3 separate regions of the Homo sapiens genome follow, and regions 1 and 2 are each linked to region 3. A link is a contact called in ENCODE Hi-C or POLR2A ChIA-PET data. All regions are on one chromosome and are shown on one strand. Each heading gives the region's core, a stretch centred on a gene start or an enhancer-like site at or near the end of the contact. The rest is flanking DNA. Distances are from core to core; before and after follow the strand shown.

The links. A loop is a pair of places that touch in the nucleus more often than their neighbours do. ChIA-PET counts read pairs that join two places held with the same protein, here RNA polymerase II (POLR2A). Pooled maps may share reads with other maps.
Region 1: a loop to region 3 is called in a map of GM12878, with 4 times the contacts of the local background. The contact joins the promoter of ZYG11A here to the promoter of COA7 in region 3. A Hi-C loop is called at or near these places in 5 of 168 maps with a recorded cell type or tissue (B cell, GM12878, K562 and 2 more), 24 of 37 single-sample maps with no recorded cell type and 15 of 50 pooled maps. POLR2A ChIA-PET finds 5 or more read pairs at or near these places in 13 of 52 experiments (AG04450, B cell, GM12878 and 8 more).
Region 2: a pooled map shows a loop between it and region 3 (4-fold over the local background). The contact joins the enhancer-like site here to the promoter of COA7 in region 3. A Hi-C loop is called at or near these places in 4 of 37 single-sample maps with no recorded cell type and 4 of 50 pooled maps. POLR2A ChIA-PET finds 5 or more read pairs at or near these places in 4 of 52 experiments (A673, H1 and WTC11).

The regions. Positions count from the first base shown.
Region 1 is chr1:52,841,179-52,845,425 of GRCh38, reverse strand. It overlaps ZYG11A (zyg-11 family member A, cell cycle regulator), which reads right to left and starts at 2,666. Exons shown (of 14, transcript NM_001004339.3): 1 at 2,453-2,666. The coding sequence starts at 2,542. RefSeq lists an enhancer at 1,492-2,085 and a silencer at 2,587-2,916.
Region 2 is chr1:52,858,077-52,862,554 of GRCh38, reverse strand. It overlaps ZYG11A (zyg-11 family member A, cell cycle regulator), which reads right to left. Exons shown (of 14, transcript NM_001004339.3): 4 at 1,684-1,824. Among named protein-coding and RNA genes, the nearest start is that of ZYG11A, 18 kb to the right of the region's middle. Within about 2 kb of position 1,939, at least 3 of the 41 ENCODE cell types and tissues checked have a DNase peak (open chromatin) inside an H3K27ac peak, as active enhancers do.
Region 3 is chr1:52,696,652-52,700,762 of GRCh38, reverse strand. It overlaps COA7 (cytochrome c oxidase assembly factor 7), which reads left to right and starts at 2,416. Exons shown (of 3, transcript NM_023077.3): 1 at 2,416-2,542. The coding sequence starts at 2,437. RefSeq lists an enhancer at 2,187-2,246 and a silencer at 2,297-2,436.

The sequences.
Region 1 (4,247 bases), core at 1,417-3,916, 140 kb before region 3:
GCTGAGGCGAGAGAATCGCTTGAACCCGGGAGGCGGAGGTTGCAGTGAGTCAAGATTGTACCACTGTACTCCAGCCTGAGTGACAGAGCAAGGCTCCGTCTCAAAAAAAAAAAAAAAAGCACAGACCATTAGGCTACATACAAATGCAAGATTGCTGTTTACAAGAGACACAATTTAAAACATACAGTTGTTAAACACTAGACACAAGGAAACTGGAGTGACTACACTGTCAGAAAAAATGAGGCTTCTGGACAAGAATATTGCTAGAGATCAAGATGGACATTTCTTAATGATAAAAGGGCCAATTCATCAAGCAGAATTAACATTCCTAAATGCATACGAACTTACTAATAGCTTCAAAATTCATGAAGCAAAAAATTGAAAAGATATGGGAGGCCAAGGCAAGAGGATTGCTTGAGCCGGAGTTCAAAGACCAGCCTGGACAATAGGGAAACCACCGTCTTAATTAAAAATAAAAAATTAAAAGGATAAAAAGAAAATAATATGACTGTGTAGAAAATCTTTAAAAATTTACAAAAAAATAAAGAAAACTAAGTGACTTTGGCCAGGCTGTAGGATACAAGATCAATATACAAAAATCAATTTTATGTATTCTTATATATACACAAGGTAATATAAAGTTTTAAAAAATATTTGCTGGCCGGGCACGGTGGCTCATGCCTGTAATCCCAGCACTTTGGGAGACTCCGTCTCAAAAAAAAAAAGTATTTACAATAGTATCAAGAACAGGAACAAATTTAACAAAATGTGAAAAGACTTTTATATTAAAAACTACAAAACATTGCTAAGAGAAGATTAAAATGACATAAATGGAAATAATTGTATGTATGTTTCATAGGGAAAAAAGTATTCATGCAATATTTGTGTAATTAAAATAATTAATTAAAAATAAATAAAATCCTTAACAAAGAAAATGAGATATACCCAGAACTAGACAGAGAAAATGGGTGTGAGTACTTTTGTAAAGAAATCTTGTTTCGATTCCAAGCAGGAAAAAATGTGCTTGAGACGATGCTAGCACACACGTAAAAAATCCAAGTTTTCCATTAATTACAAATCCACAAATTATATAACTTTTCTAAATGAGTTCAAAAGATTACAGGCTAGATCACTGCAGGGCACAAAGTCTTCCAACAAGGCGTTAATATGTAAAGCACAACCTTAATCAGAACATTTCCTTCTCTCCATAAATTTTGGGTCGAGCCTTCACCACTCAATCCCTCGAGTTCCCCAAGGGTGGCCCTTGGCGGGTTTTTTCCAAAGTGGGGCCAGAGGTCTGAACACCTGAGGTGAAATTCAAGTTCACGAGCAAGTCAACTAAATTTCAGAGCTCCCAACTTCCCTACATCGGTAAAATGGAGCCTAGCAAAGCCTACAAAAGACTAGGGGTTACCAGACTGCTTTAGAAAGGCGACACTTGGCCGGGCACGGTGGCTGACGCCTGTAATCCCAGCACTCTGGGAGGCCGAGGCGGGTAGATCACGAGGTCTGGAGTTCGAAACCATCCTGGCCAACATGGTGAAACCCCGTCTCTACTAAAAATACAAAAAATGAGTCGGGCATGGTGGCACGCGCCTGTAGTCCCACCTACTCGGGAGGCTGAGGCAGAAGAATCGCTTGAACCCCGGAGGCGGAGGTTGCAGTGGGCCCAGATCGCGCCACTGCACTCCAGCCTGGTGACAGAGCGAGACTCCGTCTCAAAAAAAAAAAAAAAAAGAAAGAAAGAAAAGAAAGGCGACACTTAACACACAGCAGGCGCTAAACACACATTCTTTGGGTTTGCATTTTGTCCAGAGCTAAGAGTAACAGGCATTCGGCAAAGGCTGGGGACGGGACGGGGACGGGGGCGGACGCGCGGAACTGAAAGAATCTCAGACTTCGGGTTCCAGTTCCCCCAGCCGGACTAAGCTACTCGCCCGGCCCCGGGCCCAAAGGCCTCAGGTGGTAACGGCCAAAGGGTCACCGCCTCCGCGGGGCGCTGCGTCCACAACACGGGTGGGGAAACGGTCAAGGTTTGCGGCGTTTGGGTTCATGACTGCAAAAACACCGTCCACTACGGGCCAAGCCGAGTGCCATGCCCTGCACCTACGTCTAAGCTCACAGCAGCCCGCACTGGGGCGAGGAATCCTGAGGAGGCTCGCCCCGGTCTCTGGGACTGGGCTCTCGCCGCGCTGCCTCAGGGCGCAAGTTCCACGCGCTTCGCCGGGCGCAGAAAAGCACCCCCCGCTCCGCGGCGCCCAGGCCGCCTCCCCCGACAACGCACCTCCGCAGCGACGCCTGCGCCTGGAAGGGGCTCGGCATCTAGACCGCAGCCCCGCGCGGGCCACACTCCCCAGCAAGTGCCTCGGCAGCGTCCCAGGAGACTCGCCGCGCTCGCCGGAGCTGGACGTGGCGCCGAGGTCCGCGTCGCCGCCCGCACCCCGGTGCTCACCTGTACCACGCAGCAGCCCAGGGCATCCTTCTGAGCGTCAGGAGGGACGATGTTCCGGGGCGTGTGGCCCGGGTGCAAGAAATGAACCATGGCAACCCCGGCGGCGGGGCGTCAAAAAGAGAGCCGGCGTCGAGCCGGAGCCCGGATCCCGCGAGAACCAAGCGGGCGGCTGCCAGGACGCGCCCACCACGCCTGCGAGGCACACGGAGCTAGCGCCGCGCCCTGCCGGCGAGCTTTTGAAATGCCCGGCGAGGCGACGCGCACGCGGGGGCCGGCCCGCCGCAGACCCCACCCCCCGGGCGGCCTCCTAGCCCCATCCGCCCTCCGACACGCCGCTGCCGGGGCCAACCGTTCTCCTCCCGCCTCCCCAGCCTCCCCAGCCTCCCCAGACCAACCTGCCACGACCCAGCCGCTCACCCACTCCTTCCCAGCCCTGCACCTCAGGGCTTGAGAGGATATTCCCCGAGGACCGGCTGTGTAGGTTTGGGGAATACTGTATATATATATACATGTACACACACACACACACACACACACACACACACACACACACATATTCATTATTTCTATATATGTATATATTTTTTAAAGCTTTCATACATTAAAATATATATTTCAAAGACTTTGCCCCTGAAAATCTGGCAACAGCACCTCTCTAACGGTCCTCTCTGTTTCAACTCCTTAGAGTATCTGGATAAATCAAATATAAAACGAATACAAAATATTGGCAAGTATCTACCAAAAAATCTATTTAGCTTTCTTGTTACTTAAAAAGTACTCGAGAAGACCCTTATAACCTGCTCCAAGAAAGAAACCCCGAGAGACCCTTCTAACTTTCTCCAGGAAAGAAACTCCACAAGTTAGTACACATTAGCTAATTTAAGAGAAAGCAATACCTTGGAAAAGGAAAGTTCTCAAGAGCATGAGCCTTGGAGTTTGAATCCTGAATTAGAATGCCCGCTCAGCCATCTAGTGTTTGAGAACCTGGAGCAAGATTCTTGATGTCTCTGAAGCTCAACTTCCTCATCAGTAAAATAGAATGAGAATGCTTTATCTCACAGACTTAATGTAAGGATTAAATAATGTATGTAAAACACATCACAATGCTTTTTACATAGTAAGTCCTTGATAAGTGGATTGGATTCAGATGTTAAAATTATTTTTAAGTACTTTGCCTAATGCTTTTCTTTCATTTATTTATTCTTTTATTTAATCCACTTACTACAAGAAGAAAAAAAATCCTGTGCTGTAGGTATCATCCCCATTTTTCTCACAGGGAAACTGAAGAACTGACAGGTTGAATAGACAACACGTTTTTTGGCCAGCTGATGAGTGGCCAACCTGGGAGTCAAAATTGAGTTTTCTTACTGCAAGTCCAATCAATATGCTTTTTTTTTTTTTTTTTTTTTAGACGGAGTCTCGCTCTGTTGCCCAGGCTGGAGTGCAGTGACGCGATCTCAGCTCACAGCAACCTCCGCCTCCTGGGTTCAAGTGATTCTCCTGCCTCAGCCTCCCAAGCAGCTGGGACTCCAGGCGCGCGCCACCACACCCGGCTAATTTTTGTATTTTTAGTAGAGACAGCGTTTCACCATGTTGGCCAGGATGGTCTAGATCTCCTGACCTGGTGATCCGCACGCCTCGGCGTCTCAAAATGTTGGGATTACAGGCGTGAGCCACCGTGCCCCCGCCAATATGCTTTTGTTAACGGTGGAGGGTGTTCATGTTCTTGGTGTCTTGAACAAAGAATTGGACAAAACGCACAAACAAGGAAGGAATGAAGGGATTTATTGAAAAT
Region 2 (4,478 bases), core at 690-3,189, 160 kb before region 3:
GGATCACGAGGTCAGGAAATCGAGACCATCCTGGCTAACACGGTGAAACCCCATCTCTACTAAAAAATACAAAAAAGTAGCTGGGCGTGGTGACGGGCGCCTGTAGTCCCAGCTACTTGGGAGGCTGAGGCAGGAGAATGGTGTGAACCCGGGAGGTGGAGCCTGCAGTGAGCGGAGATCAAGCCACCGCACTCCAGCCTAGGCGACAGAGCGAGACGCCGTCTCAAAAAAAAAAAAAAACCAAAAAAAAATCCTGGGCTCACGTAGTCCTCCAATCTCAGTCACCCAAGTAGCTGGGACTATAGGCATGTACAACCATGCCCACCTAACTTTTTTTTTGTTTTTTGAGACAGAGTCTTGCTCTGTCGCCCAGGCTGGAGTGCAGTGGTATCATCTCGGCTCACTGCAACCTCCACCTCCCAGGTTCAAGTGATTCTCCTGCCTCAGCCTCCTGAGTAGCTGGGATTACAGGCACCTGCCACCACGCCTGGCTAATTTTTGTATTTTTAGTAGAGACGGGGTTCTACCATGTTGGCCAGGCTGTTCAAATTCCTGACCTCAGGTGATCTGTCCACCTCAGCCTCCCAAAAAGTGCTGGGATTACAGGCGTGAGCCATGGTGCCCAGCCAGAAGCTAATTTTTTTTCTTTTTCTAAATTTTTGTAGAGACAGGGTCTTACTAATGTTGATCAGGCTAGTCTTGAACTCCTGGCCCCAGGAAATCCTCCCATCTCGGCCTCCCAACCAAAGTGGTGGGATTACAGGCATGAGCCACCACAGCTGACCCAGAGTTTTTCTTTATACAGCTTTTGAGCTGTAAATAAAGTTAATCTCCCATGCTGTAAAAATATTTTTTTTTGAGTCTCGCTCTGTCACCAGGAGGGAGTGCAATGGCACAATCTCGGCTCACTGCAACCTCCACCTCCCGAGTTCCAGCGATTCTCCTGCCTCAGTCTCCCAAGTAGCTGGGACTATAGGAGTGCGCCACCACGCCCACCAAATTTTTGTATTGTTTTTAGTGGAGACGGGGTTTCACCATGTTGGCCAGGATGGTCTCAATCTCTTGACCTCGTGATCCACCCGCTTCGGCCTCCCAAAGTGCTGGGAAAATATCCACATTTTTAAGGAATTGCAAAAAATTACAAATAAAGACAAGGTTTTTCTTAAGACCTTTCATTGTTATGTTTCACTAAAAACAACAATTTTCAAATAAACACATGTATAAAAGAAAAATAAATAACTGAAGTTTTCTTTCCCAAGCCTCTTAATACTTGTAATTACATTTACAATAAAACGCATCCTTCCCTAAACCAAAGCTAAGTTTGGCTATATCGATAAAAGCAACTTTATGTCATTCACAAAATACTTCAAGTGGTAGATTTGGCCACCCTTAATTATTTTTATTTTGTTCTGCACTTGTTTTCTTTCAGAAAGCCACATGATCCTATTATTCCCTTACTTAGACCAAATTTTAACTGTTTTGATTCTAATTTATTCCACATAAATCCAGATGCTCAAAGCAAAAGACACTTTGGCAGCTAAGCTTAACATTCTTTGCTCTATGAGAGCACTTGACTCACTATAGAATAAAGCATATAATTTATTATATTCAGTGTGGTTCGTGAACAATTATTAATTGAACCAAGTTAAGAAGTAATAGTAAAAATTGTCTTCCTTCAATTACCTTTAAAATAGCAGGCATGGTTACCTCCATTGAAAATGTCTCTGTGAACAGCCTGTGGAGGGCTTCCTTCACAAAACATGATCTGTTCCTGTATCGGCTCAGTGCTTCTGAAATCTGACTCATACTGGCTCCTCCAGCAACCTGAAAATAAAGATGTTACCAAACAGGTTTCACCATTCATATTTTTTCACCATTCATTTTTAACCACAGGGTTTTTGGGGCATCCAGTGTTTAAGACAATAACAACAAATGTTCAATTAAATGTTCCAGGTGTTGGCCAGGCGCAGTGGCTCACGCCTGTAATCCCAGCACTTTGTGAGGCTGAGGCAGGTGAATCACCCGAGGTCAGGAGTAGAGACCAGCCTGAACAATATGGTGAAACCCCATCTCTACTAAAATTACAAAAATTAGCCAGGCGTGGTGGCAGGCGCCTGTAGTCCCAGCTACATGACAAAATATGCTGAGAGAAAGTAAAGATCTAAATAAATGCAGAGATATACAGGATTCAAGAATCAGGAGACTAGCGCCAGGCGTGGTGGCTAATGCCTGTAATCCCAACACTTTGGGAGTCTGAGGCTCAAGGGTTGCTTGAGCCCAGGACTACGAGACCAGCCTGGACAACATAGTGAGACCTCGCCTCTATTTTTTAAAACAACATGAGACTCAACGTTATTAAACGGCAATTTTCCTCAAACTGACCTACAGATTTAATGCAATCCCAACTAAAATACCAGTAGTCCTTTTTGTAGATATTGACAAGTTGCTTTTATGATTTATATGGAAATACAAAGAACCTAGAATAACCAAAACAATTATGAAACAGAATAACAGTTGAAGAAGTCACATTACCCAATTTCAAGACTTCATATAAAGTTATAGTAATCAAGACAGTAGGCCGGGGCACAATGGCTCAGGCCTGTAATCCCAATACTTTGGGAGGCCAAAGTGGGCAGATCACCTGAGGTCAGGAGTTCAAGACCAGCCTGGCCAACATGGTAAATCCTCATCTCTACTAAAAGTACAAAAATTAGATGGGCGTGGTGGTGCACGCCTATAGTCCCAGCTACTAGGGAGGCTGAGCCAGGAGAATCACTTGAACCCGGGAGGCAGAGGTTGCAGTGAGCCGAGATCACACCACTGCACTCCAGCCTGGGTGACAGACCGAGACTCTGTCTCAAAAAAAAAAAAAAAAAAAAAAAAAAAAGGCAATACACAAACAGATAAAAATAAAGAGCCCAGCTGGGCGTGGTGGCTCACACCTGTAATCCTAGCACTTTGGAAGGATGAGGCAGGCAGATCACGAGGTCAGGAGATCGAGACTATCCTGGCTAACACGGTGAAACACCATCTCTACTAAAAATACAAAAAATTAGCCAGGCGTGGTGGTGGGTGCCTATAGTCCCAGCTACTCTGGAGCCTGAGGCAGGAGAATGGCGTGAACCCGGGAGGCGGAGATTGCAGTGAGCAGAGATCGTGTCACTGCACTCCAGCCTGGGCGACAGAGCAAGACTCCGTCTCAAAAAAAATAAAAAATAAAGAGCCCAGTAACAGACTCACACATATACGGACACCCGATTTTCAACAAAGATGCCAAGTTTATCCAAGGGGGGAAGAGATAATCCTTGGTGGTGAGCCAAGATCGGACCACTGCACTCCAGCCTGGGCGACAGAGCAGGACTCGACTGTCCCAAAAAAAATTTGGGGATCTCAGCTCACAGCAGAGGTTGCAGTGAGCCAAGATTGTGCCACTGCACTCCATCCTGAACAACAGAGTGACTCTGTCTCAATAAAAAATTAATTAATTAATTAATTAAAATACAACAATTGCTAACTTCAAATCAAAAGAATAAAATGTTAACACAACTAATGAGTATACAAATCACTTTATTCTCTTCCCCTAGGAAGAACTAAGGAGGTATTATTATAAAGAAAGAGTTACTTTAAAACAACAGCTCTGGGCCAAGCATGGTGGCTCATGCCTGTAATCCCAGCACTTTGGGAGCCCAAGGCAGGTGGATCACCTGAGGTCTGGGAGTTCGAGACCAGCCTGACCAACATAGTGAAACTCTGCCTCTACTAAAAATACAAAAAATTAGCCAGGTGTGGTGGTGCACACCTGTAATCCCAGCTATTCGGGAAGCTGAGGCAGGAGAATCGCTTGAACCCGGGAGGCGAAGGTTGCAGTGAGCCGAGATTGCGCCATTGCACTCCACCCTGGGCAACAAGAGCACAACTCAGTCTCCAAAAAAAAATAATAATAATAATCGGGCCGGGCGCAGTGGTTCATGCCTATAATCCCAGCACTTTGGGAGGCCGAGGCAGGCGGATCACCTGAGGTTAGGAGTTCGAGACCAGCCCGGCCAACATGGTGAAACCCCGTCTCTACTAAAAATAAAAAACTAGCTGGGCATGGTGGCACGTGCCTGTAGTCCCAGCTACTCGGGAAGCCGAGGCAGGAGAATCACTTGAACCCACTATATCTTCTTTTTTTTTTGAGACTGCGTTTCGCTTTTGGCCAGGCTGGAGTGCAGTGGTGCAACCTCCACCTCCCAGGTTCAAGTGATTCTCCTGCCTCAGCCTCCCAAGTAGCTGGGACTACAGGCGCCCGCCAACACACCGGCTAATTTTTGTATTTTTAGTAGAGACCAGGTTTCACCATGTTGGCCAGGCTGGTCTCGGACTCCTGACCTCAAGTGATCTGCCCGCCTTGGCCTCCCAAAGTGCTGGGATTACAGGTGTGAGCCACCATGCCCAGCCTGTATCTTAATATTATATTCTCACGTGTGGCCAGGCAC
Region 3 (4,111 bases), core at 1,167-3,666:
TTACAGAAGAGGATTCAGACTCACAAACATGATTGGTTTAAGGTTACAATTTAATAAACATGGAACATGGATTCTGAACTAAGATCTGTCCCCACTCCAAAGCCAGTTCTTTCTTTCCTACTACACTATACCAGAATAAACCAAGTGGTGTGGAACACCAAAATGGGAGCATCTAAATCTAATTTGAATGTGTGTAATTGTTGTGTCTGGGAAGACTTTACATAGGAGAGTATTTCCGATTTGTGTCAAAAAGGGTGGTCCAGGCATCAAGAGCAGAGGTAAACAGGGACACAAACTTGGGATCTATTCAGAGAACAGAAGGTTGGTGGGATGTGGGGGAAGAGAGGCAGAAAATAAGGCTAGAATCAGATTGCACAGGGTCTTGAAGGCCATCCTAAAGAAGATGACCTCAAACCAAAGTTCAAGGATTCCCATCCTGGGCCATGTGTACTGAGGAGTCCCCTAAGGTGATCAGGGTATAAGAAACCACAGGTAAATGTGGTATATTGCCTGGAATGTCAATTTTACTCAAAGGCTTGGGGGAGAAAAGGCAATCTTCTGTTATCCTATGAAAGATGTATTATGGGGAAATGAATGTAAAATCCTATGAATTTAAAAAATAAAACTGGGATTTCAGACATTATTGGCTGCCTTCCAATAAATAAGTGGTTGGAAATAGTCCATTCTTTGCTGCCATTGGGGATAGCTTAATAATGGAGCCATTTGGAAAGCATTGTTATAGGCGATGGGAAGCCATGGATTTAGCTCCATTGAGAATTCAAAAGTAGGGCTGGATGGAATTCAAAGATGAATGGGAAGTCAGCCGGGTGTGGTGGCTCACGCCTGTAATCCCAGCACTTTGGGAGGCCGAGGCCAGCGGACCACCTGAGGTCAGGAGTTCAAGACCAGCCTGGCCAATATAGTGAAACCCTGTCTCTACTAAAAATACAAAAAAAATTAGCCGGGCGTGGTGGTGGGCACCTGTAAGCCCAGCTACTCGGGAGGCTGAGGCAAGAGAATCGCTTGAACCTGGGAGGCGGAGGTTGCAGTAAGCTGAGACCGCGCTATTGCACTTCAGCCTGGGCAACAAGAACGAAACTCCGTCTCAAAAAAAAAAAAAAAAAAGACGAATAGGAAGTGGCTGTCTTAGGAGAACTTTCCATCTAAGCTTTATGGAACTGATGATTCTTAGCAGGAACAGGAGCAGGAAAACAAAGCAAAATGTAGGTAAATTTCCTCTCCTCCTCCCCATCTCCTTGACATGTTCCTTTTCTACCTCATTCATTCTTTTTCGCTCTTGTCGCCCAGGCTGGAATGCAATGGCACAATTTCGGCTCACTGCAACCTCCACCTCCCAGGTTAAAGCAATTCTCCTGCCTGAGCCTCCCAAAGAGCTAGGATTACAGGTGTGCTCCCTGTAATTTTGTATTTTTAGTAGAGACCCCTGCTAATTTTGTATTGTTAGTAGAGACAGAGTTTCACCAGGTTGGCCAGGCTGGTCTCGAACTCTTGACCTCAGGTGATCCACCCACCTCGGCCTCCCAAAGTGCTGGGATTACAGGCGTGAACCACCGCGCCCGGCCTCATTCATTCTTTTATTTTTTTAAAAAAAATTATTATTGCATACCAACTCCCTCACTTACTGTGTGACCTTGGACAAACTACTTAATTTCTCTGTACTTTAGTTTTCTTATCTGTAGAATGGGGATAATAATAATACCTACCCACAGTGTCACTGTGAGTGTTTTTACAGTGACATGATATATAATGAGAATTAAATGAGTTAATTCATATAAAGCATTTAGAGCCTGGAACAAAGTTCAGCACTGTTTGAGTACTAGGTGTTATAACAGTGACGTTGCTACACCCTTCACTGCTACTGTGTGCCAGTCAACATCTCCCATAGCCATTCATTGCTTAGGTAATTCATGTTGGTGGCCAAGACAGGTCTGGGAAGAAGACAGATGAATCAGACTGCTCACTGCACTTTGTCCAGCTACACCTGGCACATATAGAAGCTCCTCTAAATGCTTGCTGAATGGATAAGCGAATGTCTTCCTATTGAACTCCAAGTTCTTTGAAGGCAGGGACCATATTCCTAGCTGTCATATCCCTAGAACAATGCACTGGTGAGGCACACAGTAGGCGCTTAGGGATTATACATAGATAAATGACTGCAGGTGGAAAATCACTAAGGCTACAAAGCGAGCATAGGTAAGGTGCTGCAGAGAGACAGCCCCCAGTTTCAGGAAGGCGGTAGCCCTGGAAGCGTGGCTGCCAGCGCCCTTAACGGCGCGATGGCTGCTGGGAAGCACAGGCTCGCTTGGCTCGCCCCGGGATCCCGGGAGAGCGCCGCGGTTGGCGTCGGCGTCAGCCCCACGCCCCGCCCCGCCCCCTCCGCCGGCTCACGTGACCGTCTTTGGGCCGGCGCGAACCATGGCCGGCATGGTGGACTTCCAGGATGAGGAGCAGGTCAAGTCCTTTTTGGAGAACATGGAGGTGGAGTGCAACTACCACTGCTACCACGAGAAGGACCCGGACGGTGAGCGGCTCCAGCGCAGCCCGGCGACGCGTCGGGGAGGGACGTGCCCGGAGAGGTCTGGTCTGCGACCTCTGAGAGGCTGGAGAAGGAATCACGTGGCGGGCGGGGGACGGGGTCTGTGGATCGCGGTGACCGCGTGTGTTGGGAAGGGCGATGTGTCCCGGGAAGACCGAGCCAGGAGGCCGGGGCGGGTAGGAAGAGACGTGCTGGGGCTTTTGGGTTAGGGACTGGGGATCCATCGGTGAACAGATGAAACTCCCTGCCCTCGTGGAGCTTCCAAGCTAGTGCGGGGAGTCGGGCAATAAGCCTCAGGTAATTCATGAAATCGTGTTCGAAAGTAGTAAGTACCGGCCGGGAGCCGTGGCTCACGCCTATAATCCCAGCACTTTGGGAGGCTGAGGCGGGTGGATCACGAGGTCAGGAGATCGAAACCATCCTGGCTAACACGGTGAAACCCTGTCTCTACTAAAAATACAAAAAATTAGCCGGGCGTGGTGGCAGGCGCCTGTATTCCCAGCTACTCGGGAGGCTGAGGCAGGAGAGTGGTGTGAACCCGGGAGGCGGAGCTTGCAGTGAGCAGAGATCGCGCCACTGCACTCCAGCCTGGGCGACAGAGCGAGACTCCGTCTCAAAAAAAATAAATAAAAAGAAAGTAGTAAGTGCCGTGGAAAAAAGACTGGGTGAAGGGTGTCAGGAGGGCAGGAGGGCAGTTTTAAATTGAGTGATCAGGGAAGATCACTGAGAAAGTGGCAATTGAATAAAGCCTTGAAGAAGGTAAGGGAGTGAACCATGCAGTTCTTACCATAGGTAACAGCTGGCGAAGACGCCCTGAATCACAAATGTGTCCTGTGTGTTGTGTGAACATTGAATTGACTTAAGAGTATAGGTGGATGGTGGTGACCAGAGGGGTCCACCCAGAGCAGCTAATACCTTTGGGTGGTTTTCTTCTTCTTGCTTTATTTTTATTTTTTGTATTTTCTTTCTTTTTTGAGATAGTATGTCACTACGTTGTCCAGGCTGGTCGCAACTCCTGGGCTCAAGTGATCCTCCCGCCTTTGATTACAGGCATGAACCACTGCACACTGCCTACTTTTTAATTTTTTTGTTTTTTTGAGACTGAGTCTCACTCTGTCACCCAGGCTGGAGTACAATGGCTCGATCTCAGCTCACTGCAACCTTTGCCTCCTGGGTTAAAGCAATTCTCCTGCCTCAGCCTCCCGAGTAGCTGGGATTACAGGCACCCACCACCAGGCCTGGCTAATTTTTGTATTTTCGTAGAGACAGGGTTTCACCATGTTGGCCAGGCTGGTCTCGAACTCCTGACCTCAAGCAATCCATCTGCCTTGGCCTCCCAAAGTGCTGGGATTACAGGTGTGAGCCACCGTGCCCAGCCTTTTTTTTTTTTTTCTTTCAAATAAAGGACTGGTGTGGTGGCACAAGCCTGTAATCCTAGCTCTTTGGGAGGCTGAGGTGAGGTGGGAGGATCACTTGAGGCCAGGAGTTCAAGACCAGCCTGGGCAATATGATGAAACCCTGTCACTACTAAAAAAAAAAAGAAAAGAAAAAAAG